2 separate regions of the Homo sapiens genome follow, and region 2 is linked to region 1. Evidence: chromatin loops called from intact Hi-C (ENCODE). Cell type or tissue: heart right ventricle. All regions are shown on one strand. Each heading gives the region's core, and the rest is flanking DNA. Links, peaks and the distances in the headings are about the cores only.

What was found. Peaks named below come from ENCODE experiments on the same cell type or tissue, not always from the same donor. Only the 100,000 strongest peaks of a DNase experiment are listed, where the experiment ranks them.
Region 2: a loop joins it to region 1, with 7 times the contacts of the local background. A loop is called at or near these places in 44 of 110 quality-filtered maps.

What each region holds. Positions count from the first base shown.
Region 1 is chr5:43,104,346-43,108,345 of GRCh38, reverse strand. No RefSeq gene overlaps it. Among named protein-coding and RNA genes, the nearest start is that of ZNF131, 15 kb to the left of the region's middle. RefSeq lists an enhancer at 2,630-2,739. In heart right ventricle, for the core only: a CTCF peak has its summit at 2,477 (motif pointing left); a DNase peak (open chromatin) is centred at 2,495; H3K4me3 peaks cover 812 bases; H3K27ac peaks cover 465 bases.
Region 2 is chr5:42,906,019-42,912,434 of GRCh38, reverse strand. It overlaps the pseudogene PRELID3BP5. Among named protein-coding and RNA genes, the nearest start is that of FLJ32255, 84 kb to the left of the region's middle. RefSeq lists enhancers at 3,667-3,726, 3,857-3,906. In heart right ventricle, for the core only: a CTCF peak has its summit at 3,356; a DNase peak (open chromatin) is centred at 3,394; H3K4me3 peaks cover 961 bases; H3K27me3 peaks cover 542 bases.

The sequences.
Region 1 (4,000 bases), core at 1-4,000:
TGGGAGGCCAAGGCGGGCATATTACTTGAGGTCAGTAGTTCGAGACCAGCCTGATCAACATGGAGAAACCCTGTCTCTACTAAAAATACAATATTAGCCAGGCATGATGGTGCATGCTATAATCCCAGCTACTTGGGAGGCTGAGGCAGGAGAATCGCTTGAACCCGGGAGGCTGAGGTTGTGGTGAGCTGAGATCTCGCCATTGCACTCCAGCCTGGGCAACGAGCAAAACTCTTCTCAAAAAAAAAAAAAAAAGATTGTTTGGATTTATTCTCATTGTTCATTTCTGAGATGTTATCACTAAAGACTCCTTTAAATATTCCATTTTTGTGTAAGTTGGTAATCAATGTTTTGTCCTTAGTTGGGTCAGACAGAGTTAAAAGGGAATCAGTGCCCATGCTCATGGCTAGCTTGATAGTGATAGTGATCAATGAGTTTCAAAAGGCTAGGAGAAAACCAGGGAGCAATAGTGAGAAAGCATGAGTTTAGTCAGGCTCCCTCCCTCATCACCCCTTGTGTGTAAACTTTAGAGTCCAGAGCATTATTTTTAGTGATGAAGGTAACACTTTTATATGTTCATTGGGTTCTTCTGAATCTTTTAAGCTCCTGTTGTTTTCTTTGAGGGCCAAGCGAACAGAGTCCTGGCCAAAAAATAACATTATAGTGGTGAAGATAGAGACATTGAGGGTTGTACTGATAACCTGTGATAGGGAGAAGATGTGGATGGTTTTAGTGCAGACCCTTGATTTGAATATACTTGTAATCAAATAACTTGTGTTTTCCTGAAATAGAGATTACTAATAATATCACTTAATAAGATGACATTAGTTACATAAAAACAGACAAGGTAGCTGTATCAACACATTTAGAATCTTTATTGAAAAAATAAGAATAGCAGAATAGGACATGGAATTAATTGAAAAATAAAGAATACATAGAATGATAAAATTCAGCACTCTCATAGCTCTGACTAAAAAAAATATTTTTAAAAATTCAGCATGCTTTCTCTCAGCACTGAGCAGTGCAGTTTAGGACATGTTTTTGGCAAATTGTTGGTATTGGTTTGTCTTAAAGGATTCATGCATAGGGCTTAAGAAAGCTTCCTCTTACACGGTACTAAAGTGGCCTATTAATGTGTCTCTCTCCCCTAGATTAGAATTTTTTTGAGGAAACTGAGACTATATCTTCTCTGTGGTCTCCTAGAGGTCATCAGGGCCACTTTCATTTTAGAGGTTCCTGGTATATTAAAAAATCAAGAAATCGGCCAGGCGCAGTGGCTCAGGCCTATAATCCCAGCACTTTCGGAGGCCGAGGCGGTCGGATCACGAGGTAAGAAGATTGAGACCATCCTGGCTGACACAGTGAAACCCTGTCTCTACTAAAAATACAAAAAAATTAGCCGGGCGTGGTAGCGGGTGCCTGTAGTCCCAGCTACTATGGAGGCTGAGGCAGGAGAATCGCGTGAACCCGGGAGGCAGAGCTTGCAGTGAGCCGAGATCGCACCGCTGCACTCCGGCCTGGGGGACAGAGCAAGACTCCATTTCAAAAAGAAAAAAAAATCAAGAAATCCCAAGTTTCCAAAAATTGTAGCCTATTTTAAATATTTACATTTAACAAATTTCTACTTTTTCACAAATCAGAATATAATACAATATAATCCAGCTTTTCAAAAGCTAATTTTCGGAATTCTAAGAAATAACATATTGTTAATAATTCATCGTGCCCTAGGGGGACAAAAATTTAAAGTTGAAGAATTAGCATCTTTCAGTCCTGTCACTGTAGCTCTGTCTGTGAGGCCTTCCACATATAAGAAGTGTCACGTCAAATGTGCCTGCTGTCTCCCTCAGCCCAAATTCTTGTCTTGGCCCTGGTCTTGTCATCTTTGTACCACGAGCCTAGTACAGTGGTTGCTTCATGGCGGACACTCAACAAATGCTTGTTGACATTTGTTTTTAAACTAAACTGTTTTAAGAATGATTCATTTGCCTTCTGAAAGTCAAGATACCAGAAAATGAGTCTGTTATTCAGTTTCTAGAACTCCTAAAGCACTATTTTACACATAATTTTCAGGCTTTGCCAAACTGTTACTAAACTTACAGTGGATGCTTTCCCCACATGATTCAAATTTCTGGTATGGAAAAATCTAAGCATAAAGGATGTGTGTGTGGAGGGGGAGGGAAGGCAGTAAATACCTCAACTCCTGACCCCATGAACCCATTTTATTAGGGATAAAACCAACGGTTGACTCATTGAGGGACTTTCTACAGTCATCTCAGGTGTATGCTAGACATGAAAGTCCTAGAAAGTTCTAGAAACATCCCAGTCTGTGGAAAGCAGCACCACCTCATCATAGCTGAATTTAGAACGACAGCATTGATCAATTCTCTTAGCACTGTATGAGCCAGGGTCGACACGCAGCAAGTCTTATGGAGCCCGTGTGCTGCTGCCCTCTAGTGGTTCTTCGGCCTGTGCAGGACCCACCGCTTTTCTCCCACCGTGAGGGGGCAGCAGAACTTCCAGGTTGTCAAACGCTGAAATCCGCTGGGCTGCTGAAACCAGCCAAGTCCATGGTCCTCCCCTCAAGGCACCGGAGATCATCAAGTAGTGCAGGAGTCATCAGTCCCAACACTGGGAGAGATGAGATTTGGTCCTTCAACTAAAATGCAGGATCGCACCGCTAGTCCTCTTCAGTGTCATTCCCTGCTTTCAAGGATACAAAACCAAGGGGACGAGGACCGAGGACAGAATGGATCTGCCAGCAGGAACCCGAAGCCAAACTGTCTTTCTCCCCACTCTTCCGCCCCCCCGAAAATGAAGGTTACCGTCGGGAGGGAGGGCATGTGGCAGTAGTGTCTCTAGTGGACAAAAGGTGATATGTCCATTGTAGTTTGATTCACTCTTCAATTCTCCTGGTTTGTTGTTGTTTATATTTCCCAACCAAGGCTTCCTGTCCTCTCAGTTTTCTTTCTTTCACATTATTTTTCTCCCTAGATTCACTTGCTCGGATAGCTCCTAGATCCTGTGCCCTCATCATCTTTTCCAAGGCCATCATCAGGACTCATGCAGGCTTTTTTTTGGGGGGGACGGAGTCTTGCTCTGTCGTCCAGGCTGGAGTGCAGTGGCTCGATCTCGGCTCAGTGCAACCTTCACCTCCCGGATTCAAGCGATTCTCCTGCCTCAGCCTCCTGAGTAGCTGGGATTACAGGCACATGCCACCACACCTGGCTAATTTTTGTATTTTTACTAGAGACGGGGTTTCACCATGTTGGTCAGGCTGGTCTCGAGCTCCTGACCTCGTGATCCACCCGCCTCTGCCTCCCAAAGTGCTAGGATTACATTTGTGTTCCTGGTTGGTCGTTGAGGAAAGAGGAGATTGGCGGGGTGGGTGGTGGTGGGAAGGCTCATTGGGGGAACTGGCCCTTGGTCCTGGGTATCTTGGCTTTGTTGGCCAAGGGGTGTGTGGTGGGGTTGTCTGTGGTCAGGATTTGAGGGCTTCTGGGAGGGGGAAGCCGGCCAAGGGTAGAGAGCTGCCAGAAGTCAAAATCGCGGACATGGGTTGGGCTGCCGAAAGATTCAGCAGACAGACAACAGCCCCGGCAACTGTGCTTAGCCCTGAAATGCCTCTACTGAGTCCTCCTAACATTTAGTCCGAGTGTGCCAGGGTGCCTTTCTGACGCCTTCCTGTTGCTCTCCCTGCCATCTCTACCATTCTCCTGCTTCTTAGTGCTTTGGATCAAATAATTGGGCTGGAGAAGAGCAAGTGGTAGGGGACAGACGTCTGATTCTGGCCTATTCTGCAGTCATCCTAGCATGGGTTTAGAGAATGACATTTTTCTGTTTGCAAGCAGGGTAGGCCTGTAGACTAGGGATTGTGTGTGGGAGGCTCCAGCATGGTCAGTGACAATGGAGCTGTAATTATGGGTCTCAAATTCAATCATACAATCTAGGTACATCTGGGACTTGGGATTGGGGTAGGTCTGGAATCTGGTTACGTGGGAAA
Region 2 (6,416 bases), core at 1,003-5,002, 200 kb after region 1:
AATGAGACTAACATACGAAATATTGTTGATTAGGTGGCATCTGAGTGCCCCCTGTGGGACACTGGAGAGGGAAAGTCTGGCAGAGGCTCATTAGAAGCTGATATGTTGAAGTTGGAAGCAGCAAATGAAGTGTACCTATAAAAATCTTAGAAATATGCCAATAAGCGAAAAATAATAAATGAAATAAGATATACACCCAATACTTTTTGGAAGAATTAAAAATATATATACATAAAATTGTGTCGCATATAAGACTGATTGCTACAAAACACACAATAGAAATAAAAATAAAATAGCTAGAAGTAAAGTAGTTACTAATAAGAAGAATCTCAGTAGAAGTAGGAAAAGAGATAAAAACGAATAACTGACAGAATGCACCTAATTACATAAAATAGGATCAAGGCCTGCACAAAACACTGTTGAAAATGTTACATCAATTAAACTTATTTTCTCCTTAGGTATAAAAATCATCGCACCTTTGAGGTCTCCCTTTCATGTAGTTAGATGAGTGTAGACAAAAAAAGAAAATGTATGGATTTAAGAAAGTCCTGGGATGCTCCTTTTCACAACCTAGCCTATTTTATTCATTACTCTATGTGATTGGTATGCTGCAGGACCTGGACTCTGAATCCAGATTCTAGCAGAATTAGCTTTCTGATCTTGGACTATGATCTAACCTCATTGTGTCTCCTATCTACAACTGCTCAATGCCTCTAAAATATGCAAGAAGAATGAGACATAGTAGGTGTAATTGTCTAGGCTGCTCTGCAATAAGGACACACTTTGTGTAGTGAATAGACAGTAAGTAACTGGTTCGTGCCACCAGTGGGACATCTCCATTGCTCCCTTTCCTTGGCTGATTCAATCATAGCAACCCAGAAGCGTTTTCAGAGTATCTTCCAGAATGATACAATTTTCACCTTAATCCTATCAGGTTCTGAACCAATTTGCAAGGCAAATTAGTGTTAATCCCCTGCTTATTTGAATAGCTGGTTTCTGGCCTATATACAAGACAAAACATACTGTAAAAACAGACACTCAGTACTAGCCAGTGTTATTTACCTCTTTTCCTATCTCAACTATATTGCTGGCCTTGTCACAAGACTGAACCCATGGAGTTCTGTCCATTAAACCTGGAAGAACAGTCCTGGAGGTAAGCAGGTCCAGAGTGCATGTCATATGCCACCAGGTCAGGACCGTGAACAAACCTGAGGCTGGGCACTAGATCACTTGCTGTGTTGAGCCACCATGCCTGCCAATGCCCTTAGCTCTGTGAGGATGTAAAATCAGGTATGTGTGGGCTGCTGTGCTGGGTTTCCAGCAGGCACGGAGCTGTTCCCAGGCTCAAGAGGGGTCCAATGGCCATCAAAACCCACATGTCCAGGAGTCAGTGGCTGAAACCACAAAGGAGCTCCAGTCACCTTAAAGAAAGATGGATTCTACCAATGGCAGGGTTCAATGGTCCCAAACCAGCCAGGAGATGCCAACGCTTGTGGAGCTGAACAGACACATACTGAGGATGCCTTCATAAACTACTCACAATCAGGGCTTGAAATACAGAGCAACCCAGGAAGGGGAGGGGGGTACAAACCTTTTGTTGCTCCTGGCTCACAGTGAGATAGGAGTTTGGCAGGACTAGTTTTGCAAGACAAACAGGAGGCTAGGTCCCCAAGACACAGGTCACAATACCCTCTTGATAAGACATGATTCCTTTAAAAAAAAAAAAAAAAAAAAGCCCAAACCAGTTAGAAGGAAGATGGCTACATAAGCAACCTCTGGTTACCCTCGTTGCTCATTATATGCTCATTATTATGCATTGGGATGCTAAAAGACACTAACACCCGAGCAATCACTGTGACTGTTTACAAATGCCATTGCAATGCCCAAGAGTTACTCTGTATATTCTGTAAGGGGGAGAAACTCCTGGTTCCACAAGCTCCCACCCCTTTCCCAGATAACTAAAGAAATAATTGACCCCTTGTTTAGCATATAATCCAGAAATAGCCATAAAATAGCCAGCTAGCCACCCTGGCCCCATTGCTACCCTGACTATGGGGTAGCCTCCTTTTTGTTCCTTAGTTTCCTTAATAAACTTGCTTTCACATTACTCTGTTGGCTTGCTCTTGAATTCTTTCTGGCTCAAAGTCAAGTATCTACTTGGTCTCCCAGGCTAAACTCCAATTTTAGGGGTATCCTTGCATCAACAGCACCACTGCCTTCAGCCAATTCCCCGGAAGGAGCTCCTCACACCCCAGTGGAGACCCTCATTATGTTATTGTAAACTTCCTTGGGACTGTTCATCTAGGAACAAGAAGTCTCTATGATGGAGATAATTCCTTATATAGTTCTTCCTCTCCAAAGTGCCTTAAAGTTTTCTCAATTATACAACTTTGATTTATATGTAATCAAGAATATGCTAAGGGGCTTTACTTTTAGATCAACTCAGAATTCATAGTTCTTTGTACATGACAATTGAAGCCTGTTCCTTATTCTCCACCTGTGTGGAGTCAGGACTGCTCTCTGCGGTCCAGGCTGTCCCCGGAAGCTGCTGAAAACCGACGATTCCATCAAGAAGGAACCCGGAAAGGAGAGAAACCCCTGCCTTTCTGCAGGCCTGCAGTAGGACCTGCTTCAACTGCTGCCCTGGAAGGAGCCCGAGGCACCTCAGTGGGAACCCTCATGCTGTCTCTGGGGACTTTTGCACTGGAACTGTGCCCTGCACGCATAAGAGCCTTGAGGTCTTTGCTGTGGAGATCATTCCATAATTTGTTCTTCCTCTCCTGAATGTCCTAAACATTTTTATTTAGAAAAACTCTCTTCATGTAGTGAATAATATGCAATGTGCTAAGGAACTTTTCTTTTAGATCTACTCAAAATTGTGATGGTTCTTCCATCGAAACTGTACACATTGATTAAAGCCTTTCCCTTATTCTCCAACTGTGGAATCAAAACTAGTAAATCAAGGTTGGTATAGATGGGCCTGAAGCAGACAGAAAGGGGGCAGGGACCTAGCTCAGAGCTTTTTCTTTTTCTTTTGAGTCTTATTATTATTTAAGATGGGGGTCTCGCTGGGTCGCCTAGGCCGGTGTGCAGTGGCGTGATCAGGCTTTAGTCTAAATTCCAGGGGCCTTTGAGGAGCTGTGGATACTAACAGGGTGGGAGGGGACAGCTGGGTGGATCATATGCTGGAGTTGCTTTGAAACTGACTGTGGCCCTCCAAATAAAGGCAGAAAACAGGCATTAGCACTGTTCTTTAAATCAGGGGTCCCCAATCCCCCCCACCACGGACCGGTTAGGAACCCGGCCCCAAAGCAGGAGCTGAGCAGTGGGCAAGCGAGCATTACTGGCTGAGCTCCGCCTAGCGTCAGATCTGCTGCATTAAATTCTCACAGGAGTGCGAACCCTATTGTGAACTGCGCATGCGCAGGACCAAGACTAGCTTTTGCTCTCCTTTTGAGAATCTATTGCGTGCCTGATTATTTGATTTCTAACACCTTCATCCCGAAACCATCCCCACACCCCTCTCCATCCGTAGAAAAATTGTATTCCACTAAACTGGTCCCTGGTGCCAAAAACGTTGCGGATCTCTGCTTTAAATGGTTTAAATGTTACATTGTAACGAAGAGTGGAGGACCGCCTCACTTGGAGCCGACGGCACCTGCGCACAGCGAAGCTGGTTGAAGGGCCCCCGACGGGGTGGGACAGGTGTAGCCTCCTCACCTCATTTTCCCCTGCGCTTCACAGACATCTAGCAGACTGCCTGCACCATCAAGATCTGGACTGCAGAGCACGTCTTTCACCACCCGTGGGAAACTGTTACAACAGCTGCAATGCACAAATACCCAAGCCCTGCGAACCTGAGCAGGGTGTGGGTTGATGTGTTGGAAGGATATATAGATCCCTCTGGAAAGTTGCAAGGCCACAGACTTCTCTGCACAGAGTGGGAACTGCAAGTCCCTTACTGTTGCAGCAAGAGCCAAAACATAGTCTTCAGGACCCAGAAAAAAAACTATTTTGACTCAAGAAACCACAATCATTGTGAAAAGAATCAGCCTCAGCAGTTACCTTGAAGAACTGAAGACAAGTACAATATCTTCAAATGCTAATAAAGGCTGAGAAGCACTGGAATGGGTAATACTTAAACTACATGTTAAGATTGAGAAATTGCTGGCTTCAAAAAGAGGAAGCATAAGAACTCGGATAGTAGCAGCATCATTTACAGAGAAATGATAATGGATGTTGGAAGACATCAAGTACCCCAGGTGTCTCCAACCTTGCAATCTGTTATTTTAAAACCGTATCTTAGGTAGAATTTTTAAAAAATAGACTGATAGAAGACTTTGTGACATGGAATAAAAACAAAGAGGTTCAGGGTGTCTAAATAAAAGGGATCATCTAAAATAAGTGTTGTTTGAAATGATTGTCTAATTTTGAGAGTTCCAGTATTTATGTGAAAATTTAAAAATTTTTCAAAAAGTACTTGGCAGTTTGCATTGACATTGAATCATTTTGAGGTAGAATTTTAAAGCTTTTAACACCTGGGAACACTACCTGACTTTGGTGGAACTTCAGAACAAAGCAGAGCCACCTCTTATATACACACAATTGCCCTGCTGCCATAAACTTCAACAGCTTGCATAAGGAACTTCACTTTAAAAGGAGAAATTGCTCAGTTTTAAATGATATTAATGTGTATAAAATAACTTGCTCTGCTATAAACCACCATTAAAAACCAGTGTTTTGGTTTAGTACTTGAATATTTTTGGAGTAAAAATTATCCCTAAAGTAGTATATGACTCCCAGAAACATATGCTTTTATTATAATAAAAAGTAATATATTGATTTGTCAAAGTTTTATAACATAGTAAAGGTATTACCTTCCTTGGATTTGTACTTTATGCTTTAATATGCTGTACCATGAGCTGGCTACATTAATTGGAAAAATAAATTCATTACTTGAAAAACAAAAGAGAAAATGAAGAGTGGGGATAGACTAACGGGGACTGAAAGAAGATCCCTAGCCTTGTGCCTTCTGAGTTAACAACCACAGGGTTCCAGAGCATCAACTCCAGATCAGACAATTCCAGGCAGCTACAGATGTCTGCCTTGGTGAGTCTTGCCCAGGATCTGGAAGTCCAAGATGAAAGCGCCAGTGATTCAGCTCCTGGTGAGGGCTGTCTTCCTGTCATGCCAATGGCCATGTTGTAGCTGTGTTCTCACATGGCACAGAAGGAGAGAGAGAAGTGGGTAGAGGGGCAAGAGAAGAAAGGGAGAGAAGGAGAGGGACCTGGTATCTCTTCCTCTTCTCATAAGGGCACTAATCCCATTATGAAACCCCAACCCTCATGACCTCATCTAAACTTAATTGTCTCCCAAAGGCCCCATCTCCAAATACCATCACTTGGAGATTAGTTAATCAAAATTATCATGAATTTTGGGGGAACACAATTCAGTGCAGAACACCAAGTGTATGGGAGGCTCTCATAATCTCTGCCCATCTCAGGTCCTGCAGCAACTAAGACTCATTCCTTCTTGTGGGCATCCCAGGAGAAAGATTTATGTGTCTTCACAACTTTAGTGTAAAGATTTGGTGTAAAGGTTTCCAGCCTTTACACCAAAATCCTTGGGCAGAGATGAAAAACATGCAGTAGAGAATACACTTGGGACTTTTACACTTTTCTGTCCCCTCAAATGTTAGAAATCAAAACCCATAAACTAGATGACAGCATTAATCTAGTCTAGCTGTGATTACATCAATCTTTTCACATAGTGGCAGTTCTAAGTATCAGTATAGAGAAGCTTAGATGTTGCATCTTATTGGAACGTGGAACTAGAGCTGTGTTTGCTTTGCACTCATTATTAGACTAATTACATGTCAATTATCCATGTCATAAAAAATAAGCAGATGGTGAAAGATGAGTTAGAGTGTTTTTGTGGTTTGGATATGGAGGGGGCTTCCCATCTTATCATCCTCATTTTCTGTTCTGAAGTCTCAAAATCTACTTAAAAAAAAATAAAACCACAATCCCAATCCTCTGATAACCCATTATTCCATTAACCAATTAACCGTTAATCCATAAATGGATTAAGACATCAAACGGGCAGAGCCCTCAAGACCCAATCACTGCTTAAAGGCCCTACCTCTCAATATTGCTACATTGGGGATTAAGTTTCAACATGAGTTTCAGAAGGGACAAATATTCAAACCACAACATCCCTGAATGGCAATTAATTGTAAAGAGAAATTAATTGTTATCTTAGATGACATGATCGTGATTTCAATTTGAAACCTTTTGAAGGTCTAGGGGATAAAGGGACTATGAATGCAGCCCTGGCTTTGGCTCCCTCAGGGTGGCCTCTGTGTGCAACACCCAGGTTAGATTATCTGCTAAGATTTCCTCTGGGCTGGCCAATCT